Linked DNA regions of Mus musculus: region 1 is linked to region 2. The links are chromatin contacts, found by Hi-C or POLR2A ChIA-PET in ENCODE. All regions are on one chromosome and are shown on one strand. Each heading gives the region's core, a stretch centred on a gene start or an enhancer-like site at or near the end of the contact. The rest is flanking DNA. Distances are from core to core; before and after follow the strand shown.

The links. A loop is a pair of places that touch in the nucleus more often than their neighbours do. ChIA-PET counts read pairs that join two places held with the same protein, here RNA polymerase II (POLR2A).
Region 1: a map of heart shows a loop between it and region 2 (2.8-fold over the local background). The contact joins the promoter of Sema6d here to the enhancer-like site in region 2. A Hi-C loop is called at or near these places in 12 of 37 maps with a recorded cell type or tissue (gastrocnemius, heart and left cerebral cortex). POLR2A ChIA-PET finds 5 or more read pairs at or near these places in 1 of 5 experiments (Patski).

Annotation. Positions count from the first base shown.
Region 1 is chr2:124,651,991-124,658,624 of GRCm38, reverse strand. It overlaps Sema6d (sema domain, transmembrane domain (TM), and cytoplasmic domain, (semaphorin) 6D), which reads right to left and starts at 5,044. Exons shown (of 18, transcript NM_199241.3): 1 at 4,882-5,044; 2 at 4,367-4,478; 3 at 3,769-3,829; 4 at 3,585-3,647; 5 at 3,371-3,472; 6 at 3,049-3,139; 7 at 2,496-2,615; 8 at 1,707-1,795; 9 at 764-981; 10 at 523-654; 11 at 60-215. The coding sequence starts at 4,990.
Region 2 is chr2:124,615,981-124,622,793 of GRCm38, reverse strand. It overlaps a transcript of Sema6d not described here. Among named protein-coding and RNA genes, the nearest start is that of Sema6d, 34 kb to the left of the region's middle. Within about 2 kb of position 5,198, at least 1 of the 3 ENCODE cell types and tissues checked has a DNase peak (open chromatin) inside an H3K27ac peak, as active enhancers do; it is heart, where a contact is called at or near this core.

The DNA.
Region 1 (6,634 bases), core at 3,795-6,294, 36 kb before region 2:
TCAGATCAGGAGGCCTGTGACAGGAGAGAAGGGTAGGAGTAGACGACCTGTGGTCTCACCTGACCCGTGTCTTTGTGAACCAGGGCTCATCGGCAATGGGTGGGACGGCAGAGTCCATCAGCGGGTGGGACTTGATGAAAGCCAGGGTGTCATCTGGAAAGTCGATGGAGGTCTTGTAAGCTTCTGCGAGGCCGTGTTTGGCACAACAGCCAGGCCTGAAACGAAAACAGCAACTTTTGATCATTTTCTCGCATGCTGGATTTAAGGGGTAAGCACACATTCTGTAGAGAAGAGGTCAAGAAAGGAAGGAGGGACAGAAAAACTAGAGCAGTAATGTCATTTCCCAGAATTTTATGGGCATTTGCAGAGCCAAATGCACAGGGTATAACAGGATAACATGTATTGGCCTCGGAGGGATGCCCTGCTGGGGTGGGAGGTTGAATGACAGATATTAAGATGGTCCTGATGTTCAGGGGGGAGGAAGGCTGTTCAATAAAACAAACCTTTGCCTCTTTTCTTTACCTTGGTTTTGGTACTTTGTCTTCGGGAACTGCTGTCCAAACAGAGTCTGGGGTTTTCTGCTCTTTGAACCGCCCTTTGAACACTTTCTCAATGTCGTCCATGCTAAAGGCACAGACTGCAGAACCAGGAATGCTGAAAAGTGATACAATCATAAGGACGAGGCTGACAGTGGGGGCCATGCCCAGTTCCCACAGGGAGCATGGAGCCCCTGGTGGGGGGGCGGGGTTCTGCTTGTTCCCACCTGTTGAGCTGTGTGGTGAAGACCCCAACCACAGTGGGGATGCCATTGATTTGGATTATGTCTGTTATAGACTGCAGGACGTCGAAGTAGAAAAAGGAATCTCCAGGAACGGAGCAGTTCAGCCGAGCCTTAAGGAAGGAAGTCCAGTGTTTCTCCAGGACCCGCTGTGAGCCACCCATGTCGTTTTTACAAATGCGAGCCACGCGGGAATACACAGCCTGCCCAGAGACAAGAACCAAGCCATGAGGACTGTGAGCACAGAAGAGGAACACAACAAAATGCTGCCACTCAAGGGAGGGACACAAACAGAAACCAAAGGAAACAAAAGAAAATAGATGTCTGGCTCAGAACCAGCCACCTCCTCCCTGTACTGCCGCACAGTTAGAATGCATGAAGAGCTTTTCTCACTCTGACAAGCATGCTCCGTGAGACCTGAGCGATCTATCTTCCCAGCTAGATGAAAACCATGGCTGTGCGTCTGCCTCTAACTTTGTCTACTGCTTCTCATATTATTAATAAGATGTGTGGTCCTTGAATGTGGTCGTAGAAGAGTCTGCAATACTTAAGGGGCACGTGGGCTTTTACAGAAACACTCCAAATTGAACAGGGGTTCCCATTCTCCATTCTGCCTTTGACACGGGAAAGGATGAGACCATCAATGGCTTTCTAAAGAGTAAAAAAGGCCTCCACTTTCTATGGTGATAGAAATAAAAATATGAAAGCTTTTGAAAGCCCGAGGAGGCAGCTGTTCCCACTCTAAGCATTGTGAAGTATTTCCCAGCAGTTAGCGGTACCATCAGCAACCCAGCTCCCTTACTCGCCCTTAAATGCACTCAAGTGAGCCCTTTGAAACAGCACAGGAGAGCACCCATCACCCTTCCAGAGTGGGTGCGATTTCGTTCAGCTTAAGTCCACAGTGTGCACGTCAAACACATATACTTGCCTTGCCTAAGTTATTATGTTCCACGGCGATTTCTCTGAAGAAGAAATAGACATAGTTTCCATATTCTATGGCATGAAGGAAGTGTGGTTCTGAAAGAAAATTGAAAACAAACCATTCTTGAAGGATAATTCAGTTAGTGGAGGACCCCCAACTGTCGGCTCTGTTATATAACCATACTTGGAGCCATGATTCTAAGGCATCCTGATATGGGCGTGTTCAAGCTTCAAGAGCCCGTGTCTTTAAAGTCAGCTAATGGACTGTAAAAAAGAAAAAGGCCTGCAGCGAACTGAGCTACAGCAAAGGTCTTTGTTTTAACAGATTTATTCATTAACCTCTTTAACTAGGGAAGAAAAATCTCATATTGAGAATTTTTTAAAACCCTTGATTTTTCAGAATTTAATGAACAAGATGGCTCTATAAATATGAACTCATCAATTCTCACTAATAAAGTTTCAAAATGGGTAGACGTGTATAGGAAGGTAGTATTGTGGTATGGGAGGGTAGTGCTGTAAGCATTTGGAGTTAGGACAATTTGTCACACAAAGACAAAGCATCTACTTGTTCACTTTTGCTTTGGCCACTTGCATGACTGCCTGAACGAACTTATTCCCTGACATATCTACTAGTCTGTTCATTCCCTGCCAATGTCATATTTAATAAGCAAAACTCCATGTGCTCATTCTAGATGAGCAAAGTTATGCTCCGAACTTCCCATTGGCCTTGACTGCTGCTCCCAGTTAAGCCTTCTAACTCTTCCCCCAAGCCCCAAGGCAACGCTCCTTTGGGCACCTTTGATCCACTTGGAATCGTATTTTATTGTGCGAAGGGCAGATCCATCTCCCATGCTTCTGTAAATGACAGCATCACTGGCCAGGAAATCAGCCACTGTGGCAGAATAGAGTTTTCCATCTGAAACCAAAGTTATAATTTGGTAAAATAACCATGATTACTTATAGGGTGTTAGCACAGCTACCCTCTGCAATGTTTCACCTGGCACCATTAGCTATGCAATAAACTACACGAGTGCTCATCCCTCAACCTCTAACTGGCTGTCCTACGATATTACCTAATTTTACAGGTGAAGGATCTAAGCACCCAAAATTAAGCGATGTATTCAGGGTCAGTTAATAATAGAGCCCCGTGTAAGAATACGTATACTTGTCACTGAGATTCACCTGTTGTTTTTTTCACGTATTCTTCTTAATAATTTGTTCGCAGGCTTTAGCCTTTGAAACGTTTGTGTCAAGGTCTCTATCCAAGGTATGAGCTTTGTCTTCCTTTAAATTCTCTTGCATATTCAATGCCATTAATCAGTGATATTCAAAACACTGTAGCTTCTTACCAGCAAAGAGGGCGACATTGGTTTGTCGGGCATCAAACGGGCATCGTGCCAGGCCACTAATTTCTTCCCCATCATACTCTAACGTTCTCAACTACAAGAGAAAAAAAATCGCTTGTGTCACATCTGTTCAATGTACTTGTTTGAAGGTAATATTGCTTTATTTATACTGAAATTCTATTTGAGGGATTCTGTTTTATATTCTCTTATAACGGAGATAAGATAAATCTCTGGGTTACAGCAGAGAAGGTTCAGCTCTAATAGTATACCAGTGAAGGAAATTATAGTTGAGGAGGAAAAAATTCCTCTTATAACCGATACTTACCCTATAGTATCTGCACATCGGGTTGAAAGCATTGGTACCACAGACAAAAACCATCTCATCATTTCTTGGGACAAAGACTTTGATGAAGTTGTGGCATTCATCCTGAAGGAAAAAAAAAAAAAATCACACGGCAGTCAGACATCTCCCATGGTGATGTCATGGTGGCAAAGCCACCGAGAGGAGACTGTGGCAGGCACCCGTCCACTGCACTCACTTTATGCTTGCCTTTCATAGCACAATTTTCTCGATCCTGCTGTCTGGACCTCCACGTCAGCTTCTAGATTAAGCAAGTAAAATCAAAGTTTAGTGTTAACTGGATGCACTTTGAATGGGGGGGGGGGCATTCCTGAAGCTCCGGGGAGTGCGGATACACTCGCCCTCTGTAGCTAGCTGCTCACCTTGCTTGGTATCACCTCTGTTTGGGGGATTTCATTTAAGTTCACTGTATAGACTTGATCCCTGTTGGAAACAAGGCAGTTCAGTCATACCTTGCGAATGCATCAATGCTATATGCTGTTTCTTGTTTCACCTCTACAGATCTGCCATTACTGTGCTTTGAAGATCATCTGGCTTCTCTGTGACTTGAACAAAGTCAACAGGGTACTTTCTCATTAGTGAGATGCTTCTATGCATTGCTGCAGCCAGGACAAGCACAGCCTTTCTCTCCAGGCTTGGGGCAAACTGACTGGGCATAAGCACAGACATATTTCTGATATTTGCCTGAAAAAGTCTAAGTTAAGAAAGAATAAAGAATGATTTCCCCCAACCCCACTGCTTTGGGACAAAATAATGATGTGTGATTTCTGGATGTGACACTGAACGCTTTAACTTTGCTTTCTATCCTGGTACCCAGCACGCTCTTCATGAGAGTATTTTTTGGCTACTTGCAGTTTTTGATCACAATCACATATTAGTTTTTCATGAACTAGACACATTAATGCAAGCACCACAAGAGAAAAGAATTTTAATCTAATAAACCAACGAAAGGAAAATTACCTGCCAGCAATATAAAGTGTGTCTCGAATTTTCAACATCAGCTGAAAGTCCAGCCTGTGCTGCGATTCGTTGCCTGAAGGGCGTCCTCTAAAAACCGGATATTGCCTTGAATCTGCAAGTAAAAATGGGCTAAACCATCAGTCAGGATTACAGAGCTGAAGAATCAATAGCCAGCATTGATTAGCTGTATATAGCACTTGTAGGAAGGGTTTTAACTAAATTCCTCTCTTAAGGTCTTGAATATAAATTAGTAAAAGATGGAGAATTGTCAGCAAATGGTCTTTTTCTTTTTTACTGAAAATATATAATCTCTATGTCTGGGCTGCTGCAGGATGGCGCCCAACAGAACTGGCTCAGTTTCTGCACAGCCGAGGGAAAGACTGCAGATGATTTAATGTGCAAAACATTGTAAAGACATATTAAAATTTGTCTCTGATGCTGAAAATGAATAGACCTAGGCAAAGACAAACAAAAGGCTTCCGTTGCAAACGAGGAAATGGCTTTGTGTGACTTACAGTGATAGTCAACCGTGTTGAGGGGCTCATCGTCTTCTGGGAAGCTGACCGCCCGTAACCTGGAGACCAGAAGGAACAGCACGCAGAACCAAAGCAGAAGGAACCCCATGGTTGGCCAAGAAGAAATCTGAGCTCCCCCTCCTCAGAAGTCCCACTTAGCTACCTAGAAGACAAAAGCATTATGGAAAGACCTTTACGCTGTGGTGAAACTGGTTTCTCGTTTGTAGCCCGCTCAAATTTTTGCCCACCTCTTTCTATAGTTCCCTATTTATCAAGAGACCTAGCAGTGGTAGACAGGTATCTGCAAGAACAGACAAAAGGCAGCACCGAGCCAGGCCTCGCTGAAGCACCTGGTGAGCATATTGAGGCTTTCGGTACATTTGCCAGAATTTTGAAGGCAACTCTTTGTTATCACAGCAAAATCTCCAGAACCCCACACAGAAGGGTTGGCTCCCAACTTGGCAAGGAAGTGGGCAAAAGAGGGATCCGAATTTTAATTAAACTCCAATCTGCATCCCTTCCCCCAGTCCTGAAATACATAGATACAACATGTTTCTTTCTCCCAGGAAAGACCTAAACTGTCTTGAAAAGCCAGAGCTGATGACCTTGTCCTCAGCCACTGTTGCCGTAGAGCATCAAACATCTAGATCTAGCTGCTGCAGGTCCAGCATCGCCGCCCAAGTCACAGTTCTATATTCTGAATTAGGTGTTTTGAAGACCAACGTGGAAAGAGGTCAGTGACCTTGTATTAGGGTGAAAGGGATTGAAAAGAAATAAAATGATTCCATGAAAACCAATCAGTAAAGCAGGGAGTGACAGAGTAGGCCAGCTGGTCCCCAGCCTCTAGGGACACCTAGATTCTAAAGTAAAACCATTCAGACCCAAACCAATACTCTAAGTACACTGCCCTCTTAGTTTTATTGTTTCTGTTTTTGAGCTGTAGGAGGCCTTGGGGACCCTCAAGCTTAACACCTTCCTTTGTTAAATGGGAAAACTAAGGGCTGGCAAAAAGAAGGAATTCACTCTGACTTTCATGGTGACTTTAGGGCAAGGCTGGGGTCTAGATCAGTCAGCTGAGTCCCTGACCAGACATATTGCTCCAAACTAGATTGAGGAAATAAAGGGGCGTGTTTCTTTCAAACAGATGGTATTACAAGGAGACTTTTTGAGAGAAATGGTTATATTCATCATTTTTATTGAAGTTATGTTTCACAGATATTAAATCACACATTAAATATGTACAGTTCCTATAGATCAATAACCCAATAAAACTATGAGAACAGAGTTAAAAGATCTGTAAATGTTAGCAACTCATTGGAAAAAAAAATTGGGTTTTCTGAGCCAATGGGAGAGGCGTGATTGTGAGATACCAAGGGTATGGCTCTTTACACAACCAAAGCTGTCAATGGTTAATATAATAGCTTCTGTTTGTACACTTAAGAACCATGGAGGCAAGTTATAAACAGCCATCTCAAATTCTGGAGAATACAATCATTCAGTAAATTGAAAAAATGTAAATATGCACTGTCCACACGTATTTTCTTTTGAATTAAAGTGTAAGTGTAATACATGAGTAAAACTGTACTTTTAAAAAACAGGCCTAGTTTTCTATGGAGAGAATAATGTTTCTAAAAAAACCTCTGTTGATAGGCAATAGCAGTTAAGTTAATAAACAAAAATGCTTTGCAAAGTATGATGGGGTAGCAATGGTGGCAGCACCATTCTGCACTGAGCTTAGACTGGACAGAACTCT
Region 2 (6,813 bases), core at 3,949-6,448:
TATTAAATATATCATATATATTTAAGTATCCTTAAAGAGATGTATATATATATATATATATATATATATACATGAAAAAGTATACTTTGTAAAAATACATATTATATATATATATATTTGTATATATGGGAAATATTGTAATCTTCTCTTATATACAGTGCTGTTATTCTGTGGTTTCAAGCACCTATGACCAAGTGTAGTCTGGAAATACTGACACAAAAATTCCAGAAACACGTGACCCATCAGTTTCTTCAGCCATCCTGCTCAGTCTTTCTTTGTCTGTGATAACAATCTTTACCTGCCTAGGAAGGGCGTTTTATACGGGACTGTCTGCACTAGGTTGGCCTTTGGGCACCTCTGTGGGAGAGGCAGGAAATCCCCAAACCCCATTTCCTGGCAATGAGAACCCAGACTGTGTAAGAGTAGAGACAGCATTCTGAGCACTGGCATGCATGCATTCACTCACGACTTTCTGCTCTTGCCTGTGGATATAATGTGACTCCCGCTGCGTTGACTTCCCTATAACCTGGAATTGGGAACCAACCCCTTTGTATCCCTTAACTTGCTTTCTTCAGGGTATTTCATCATAGCAACAGGAAATGAAACCAGGGCACCACCCCAGCTGGTGCAGGAATCATCCCCTTATGCAGGGATACCATACTGTGTAAGTCACCTGCCTACCAGCCACTAAGCATCTGTCTCAATGATCAGCTGGACAGCTACAGTGTCACAGTGCTTGAGCCCAAAGGAACCCTTTCTCTTAGACATGGCTTCAAAGTCTCACAGTGATATAGTCAGTGAACACAACTGTCTGAGAGCCATTAAACTGCCACTTTTAATGGTAAAGCAAAACTATAGATGGCTATTTTGAAAGATACCAGACTAGCACAGCATTTATCAATGCGTACTACTGTAATGTTTCCATTTTATTATTAGCTACTGTTATTAATCTATTACTGTATCTAAATATAAACATTAAAGTTTATTACAGGTATTTATCTCTGTGTGAGGAAAGGCATGGTACATGCAGGGTTTTGGCACCCACTGGAAAAGGTTCTGGAAATTAACTCTCCATGGATGATGGAGACTATTGCATTCAATCAAAGATGGCACATTTGTTTTGGAGGACCACTTTCCTCTTTCCTGAAAAGAATTTGATGATCAACAAAGACATTGCTTTTCTCCCTGACTTTGGATATCAGCCTACAGCTTTCTGGAGTACATGCTAAACCAGTCACAGCCCATAAGCCAGATCCATCTCTGTCCTTTGAAGCTCAGGTGCCCTCTCAGTGTGACATGTTTAAGATGGGGGGGGGGTGGTTCTTCAGGGACGCAAGTGAAAATTACAGAGAGGCTGTGCTGTAGCAGTGCACCAACTCCCGAGAGCTGAATGAGGTACAGTTATTGCTAACTGAAAATATTATCTATGCATTTCTGGAAATTGAGTCTAAAAACTATATTAACAGCAATGAAGTATAAGTGATCCCCAAAGGAAAGGGCAGAGTGCTGTAAAATGTAAATGACAGTAATAAATTTGAAAAGTCGGGCTATCTGTTGCCTGGCTCTATGTGCACACAAGTGCATCACACTCAAGTTGGCTTTTTAAGTCATCATGGTATTCGTTCTTACAATGGAGGAAGATACAATATGGAGACAGATGTAGCATTAAAGAACCCCGTTATTAGAACCTTGGAGGTCCTAGGTACTAGTTTGCCCCCAAATTAATTTTGTTCTAAGAAGAAAACGGTGGCCAGTAGGTTAGCGCCTGTCTCGAGCCTCAAGCTGGTGGTCAAGCAAGGCTAGCTTCCAGACTCCTAGCTCTGCATTCTTAATCCACTTCTAAACTGTTCTGAAATCTTTTATGGTGACAGGTATACAGGGTGACTTTCAAAATTAGAACTGACTTTACACAGCAGATAGAAAAGAGGCCTTGAGAACTTTCTACTGCTCTTTGAGTTCTAGCAGAACATAGGACAGTAATTGAAGGACTGGCCTTTGGGGACTTCAAGCTTCACAAACCAGAGACAGTCATGGTCATCAGGGAAGGAGCACAATAGTCTTGCTTGAGAAACTCCATCCACTTGGCCAAGAGGCTGTGCCAAAATCAGCAAGTGACAAGACAGTCGCGTCTGTCACGCCTCTCCATCCACTTCTCCATTCGCCCCTGCCGAGTAGTCAGTCGCTTTGAAACACTTCCCCACAGGTCTCAGGCTTCAAAATGGCTCAGGTTCTCAAATTACATTCAGCCAGTTTTGTCAGAGAAAAACAAGTGGATTCAGGAACCACTTTCCATTCAGTTAGTAAATACCTTCCACATAGAAAACAAAACAACAACAACAACAACAAATACCCAACTGTGTATGTAGCATATTCAATATGGAGCATGACATGAAGATCAGCATAGGTCAGGTCTGGGTTGTTACCAAATAGCATGACTATATTTAAAAGCTCCCAATTGATTATTCTAAGAGCAACATAGCTTTTTCCACCACTTATGTCTATGGTTGGATTGTTTTCTCCATCAGTTAAATTGAGGAGATTTACAGCAAGTGGTGGAGATACAGGCTCCAAAGTCAGAACTGGGCAGATATTCTGACTCCACTATTTCATGGTCCTCATAAGGTCCTGGCCTATGCTAGGCAGAATAATGACCTCACCCTTGAGAAGCGTCAACCCCAGGGCTCCTGCCACCCTTAAAATATGCTACCTTCCTTAGCCAAAAGGCGATTAGGCTGAGGACTCTAAACCTGGGAACTAGTCATGGGGCGTCTCTGAGGCCAGAGTTATCATGTGGAAGAGGGAGGCAGAGAAGTCAGGGATGCAGAAGCCAGATAGTAACTGCAAACATGGAGGAAGGGGCAACCAGCAAGGACTGACCGTAGCCACGGAGATCATAGAAAGCAAAGAGAAGCGTTTGCCCCCAGCACCTATGTGCCTCCATATGGGCCCACTGACACACATCACAGACTTCTGCTCCTTCTGACTATGAAGTTATAAATCCCAATTGCTGTGGGTTACTGGTTTGTAGTCATCTATGAGAAGGTGACATTCCTTCAGGATTTCCTCAGAGATCTGTGACATTCCCTACAAAATGGGAATAAAACAAGCAGGTGTCCCAACACACTAACACAGGACCCTGGGAGAGTGTAAATAACACCTTTCAGTGCTCCACACAGACTAAGAACCCAATGCTCAGTCATTACGGCCATGACAGTATTCCAGCATAAATGTATCGACGGCTGTTTACAATGAGCAGTGATTTCATTATGTTGTAATGGCACCTTACATTTTAACAGCACTTTCATTTCCATGTATTGTTGTATCTGACACTAACTATAATTTCACAGGGCAGCAGAGCATCAACAGATGAGGAAACTTGATTGGCTGACCATGGATGGAGATCGGGGCACCTGCTTCTAAGTGCAGTGTGCTACGACCTCAGCATGTGATATGTATCAATAGATACAGAGTAGCGATAAGTGATGATAACCAAGGGTGATGGGGTTGCACGCTCCAGACACTCTTCTTCTTCCCATGTGGGCTCAGTCAGAGGAGTTTCCAGCCAGGCCTCAGTGCCATTCTCTCAAGCATGGAAAAGACATACACATACACACACACACACACACACACACACACACACACACACACCTCTGTCTAATGTGTCTAGTCAATTGTGCAAAGCACTAGGGGGAAGAATTCCATCCTGACCACAGCAGGCAATCACCTGGTGCCCTGAAGCATGAAGTTTGATTACCCTTATCTCAGTTTATCATTGCATCAAGAACTGTTGATAGGAATACTGGCCCAGGGCCCCGCTTATGAAATGATACAGGCCAGTCAGCAGAAATAAGCCAGGCTCCTTTTTTTTTTTTTTCTTTCCTGATTTTTCCTCATGGTGGAAATCTTTTACAAACTAGAGCTTTTAACAATAAGCCTCTTTAGCTTGCGGTGTGTTTTATTGCTTTCTCTTTTCTTTCATAAGCTAACTGAGATGCCCTGGGCTGGCAGGAAGAGCTCATGTCTAGCTAGCAGCCTGTTCACACCCATCTTGCTATCAAGTAATGTGTTGACATGGGAACCTGCAAAAACCCCCGCCCTGCCAGATGCTAGGCCATCAGCAGGTGCCTGGCTATCAGGGATTCTTGGGCTACACTGGAGGCTCTTTTCTCAAAGAATAGTCAACAGACAATAGGTGTTAGTTACCTGTTAAGTCTGAGGGAGGGTTAGGGTTCTGGGAACCTGCATTTTAATCTGGATGATGTTGATGAATTTTAAAGTTCAAGGACTACCCATGGTGATGGGTCAGAAGCCTGGAGTAGCTCAGGACTGTGCCTGAGTGTTTATGGCAGGGTTCATCAAGCCAAGGAGCCACCAGCCCAGAACACACACCAATTATTGAAACTGTTCTTTGACAGTACTAGCAGTGGACTCCAGGTTCTGACGTCATGTCTCTCACACAGCAGACATCTGGGATCTTCAACAGAAGCACGGAGAGGCTGAGGCCGGTCTCCAGGCCACCTACAGCAATCCCTTTCCCAGCCTGCTTGAACCAGTCACCAGTGTATGGAGGTGCTGTGGAGCCGGTCACAAGCCACACGCCAGTCAAAGAGCAATGCCAGAGTCACACAGGCTCTGGAGCCAGGCTGTCTTTATTTTTACCTAACAGACAGTGGTATATTTAAAGCACTGCTGCATGCCAGCCACTACTATAATGCTTTTCAAATATTAATTCATTAATGTCTCACAACAGTCTTCAGACACAGGTACTCCTAGAACAGTCTCCCGTTTATAAGCCTCAGAGAGGTTAAGCAACTTGCTCAAGATCACACAGTTTATCCATGGAATTACACTCCCTCTCACAGATCCTAGCTCCCCCCACTTTCACTACTGAGTAGTGGTTTAACTTAGGACATACTTATTCTCCCATGCCTCAGTTTCTTCCTCTGTACAATGAGTATGCTATTCAATGTAGCCATCTTAAAGGATGCTGATCAAATGATTTAGCAGATTTGCTTTCCTGTCAGGCACATCGTGAGGATTCACATATGCCAGCCCCTTGCTCTCAGCCTTACATTCTCGGGGGCGGAGAGACGATTAAATGAGACAACATATTTAAAGTGCTAGGCACAGTGCCACAGCGCAGGGCAGACACATAGCATGCACTGTTATTATTAGCCCCGCTGAGCCAGGCCAGCTTATTTTAGATTAGGTTTAGAGGCAACTGTACTGGACACAGGGGAGCCGTGTGCCTTTCTCTTCAAGCTACTGTGCAGGCGGCAGATCAACGGCTAGACTCAACAGGCTCTCTGTTTTAAGTCATTGGAATATTCCTAAAAAGTTTGTTTCCCATATTGGATTTGTTCATGGTTAGACCTCTCCCTACTGACCTATTTTGTAATTTCTGATTGATGTTTAATTGGCAGCGATGCTTCGCTAAGACTATCATGCAGAGCATTAGCTTGTGAGAGACTTGTATATACCTTGGGACACTGAGCCAGGAGCAGGTACAAGGCTTGGGAAAGCAGCTGACTTGACCATTCCGAATGTCCCCATTTTCACCTTATTCCTCCTTCATTGTTACACACTCTAATAAGCACACTTACAGGACAGAATGTCTGTCTTTCCTCCCCCCACCCCCCCACCCCATGTTTATTATTGGCCATTAAACTTAACTGTGTGTTGATTCTAATTTACATTAACCTCTGGGTTAACAATGGCTACTTAGCTTGGAGGAAGGTTTGGAATGGGGAAGGGGGAGTCACAGTGTTAGGGAGGAAATGACACAGAGAGCCAGCCCTGGTATCAGAAAGTTGCCCTGGAACCACAAAGGAAATGTTCACTTCCTAAAGGATGCAGTCATAATTTTCCAAGTCATTTTCCTCTATTAGGAATAAGCTGCCCCAGCCTCAAACCACTCTGTGCAGGCTGCCCGCCAGGGGAGACTACATCTGCAGTACGATAAAACTCGCTCAGACATTTACTACATTTGCTAAACACGTGTGCTTCTCCCTCTGCTGACCTGAACCAGGCCACAGCCTTAGGGAGCTGCCATCTAAATGGGCCTTACACTCCGGTCCATCTCATTACCATGGCTTCAATGTTGTTATTCTCATCTCTATTTCTTGTCTCCACATCATCTTCTTTCCCTTCCAGAATGCACGTTTAAAAACAAAAATTGAAGAGTCTTTGTTTAAAGTCTTTTCGTGTTATAAAGCAGACAAATCAACAACCTAGGTTGTTTCTGCTCAGTACCTCCGTGAGCAGAGGTCTCTCGCGCTGGGTCCTCACTACTGAGTTCCTGTATACATGATCCACCTGCAGCTGACATGGGGTTTTCACCACTCATCACGGAGCAGTCTGAGTTGCCCCGGATTGATCCCATGCCTTCTGAGGGCTTACTCTGTGAAGCCAGCAGCTCAGGGACACCCAACACATCTTTGTGGGTTGCACAGCCAACTGCCACTGCGCACCTGAAATACAACTCTGCAGTAGGTAAGGACTCAAATGCAGACATCTGACCTTGACCCCAAACCCACCCCATCCCAGGCCCTTTGCCTAAGCTGTTCTCTATGCCTGGAATGCCTTCTCTGTCAACACCTCCCCCACCACCTCTCACTGTCCACCTGTCCAAGTCCTACCTAGTTCAGGGACCAGCTCAAATATCAGTGGCTCCACAGGGCCTTCCCTGACCACCCTTGCCAGAAATAACCTCCCTTTTCTCAGCTTCCACAGGCCTGGGTGTATCATCTCTGGCACTTAAAACACACCACATTCTACTGTGGCTATTTGCTTAGAGCTCTGGAATCGTGTCAT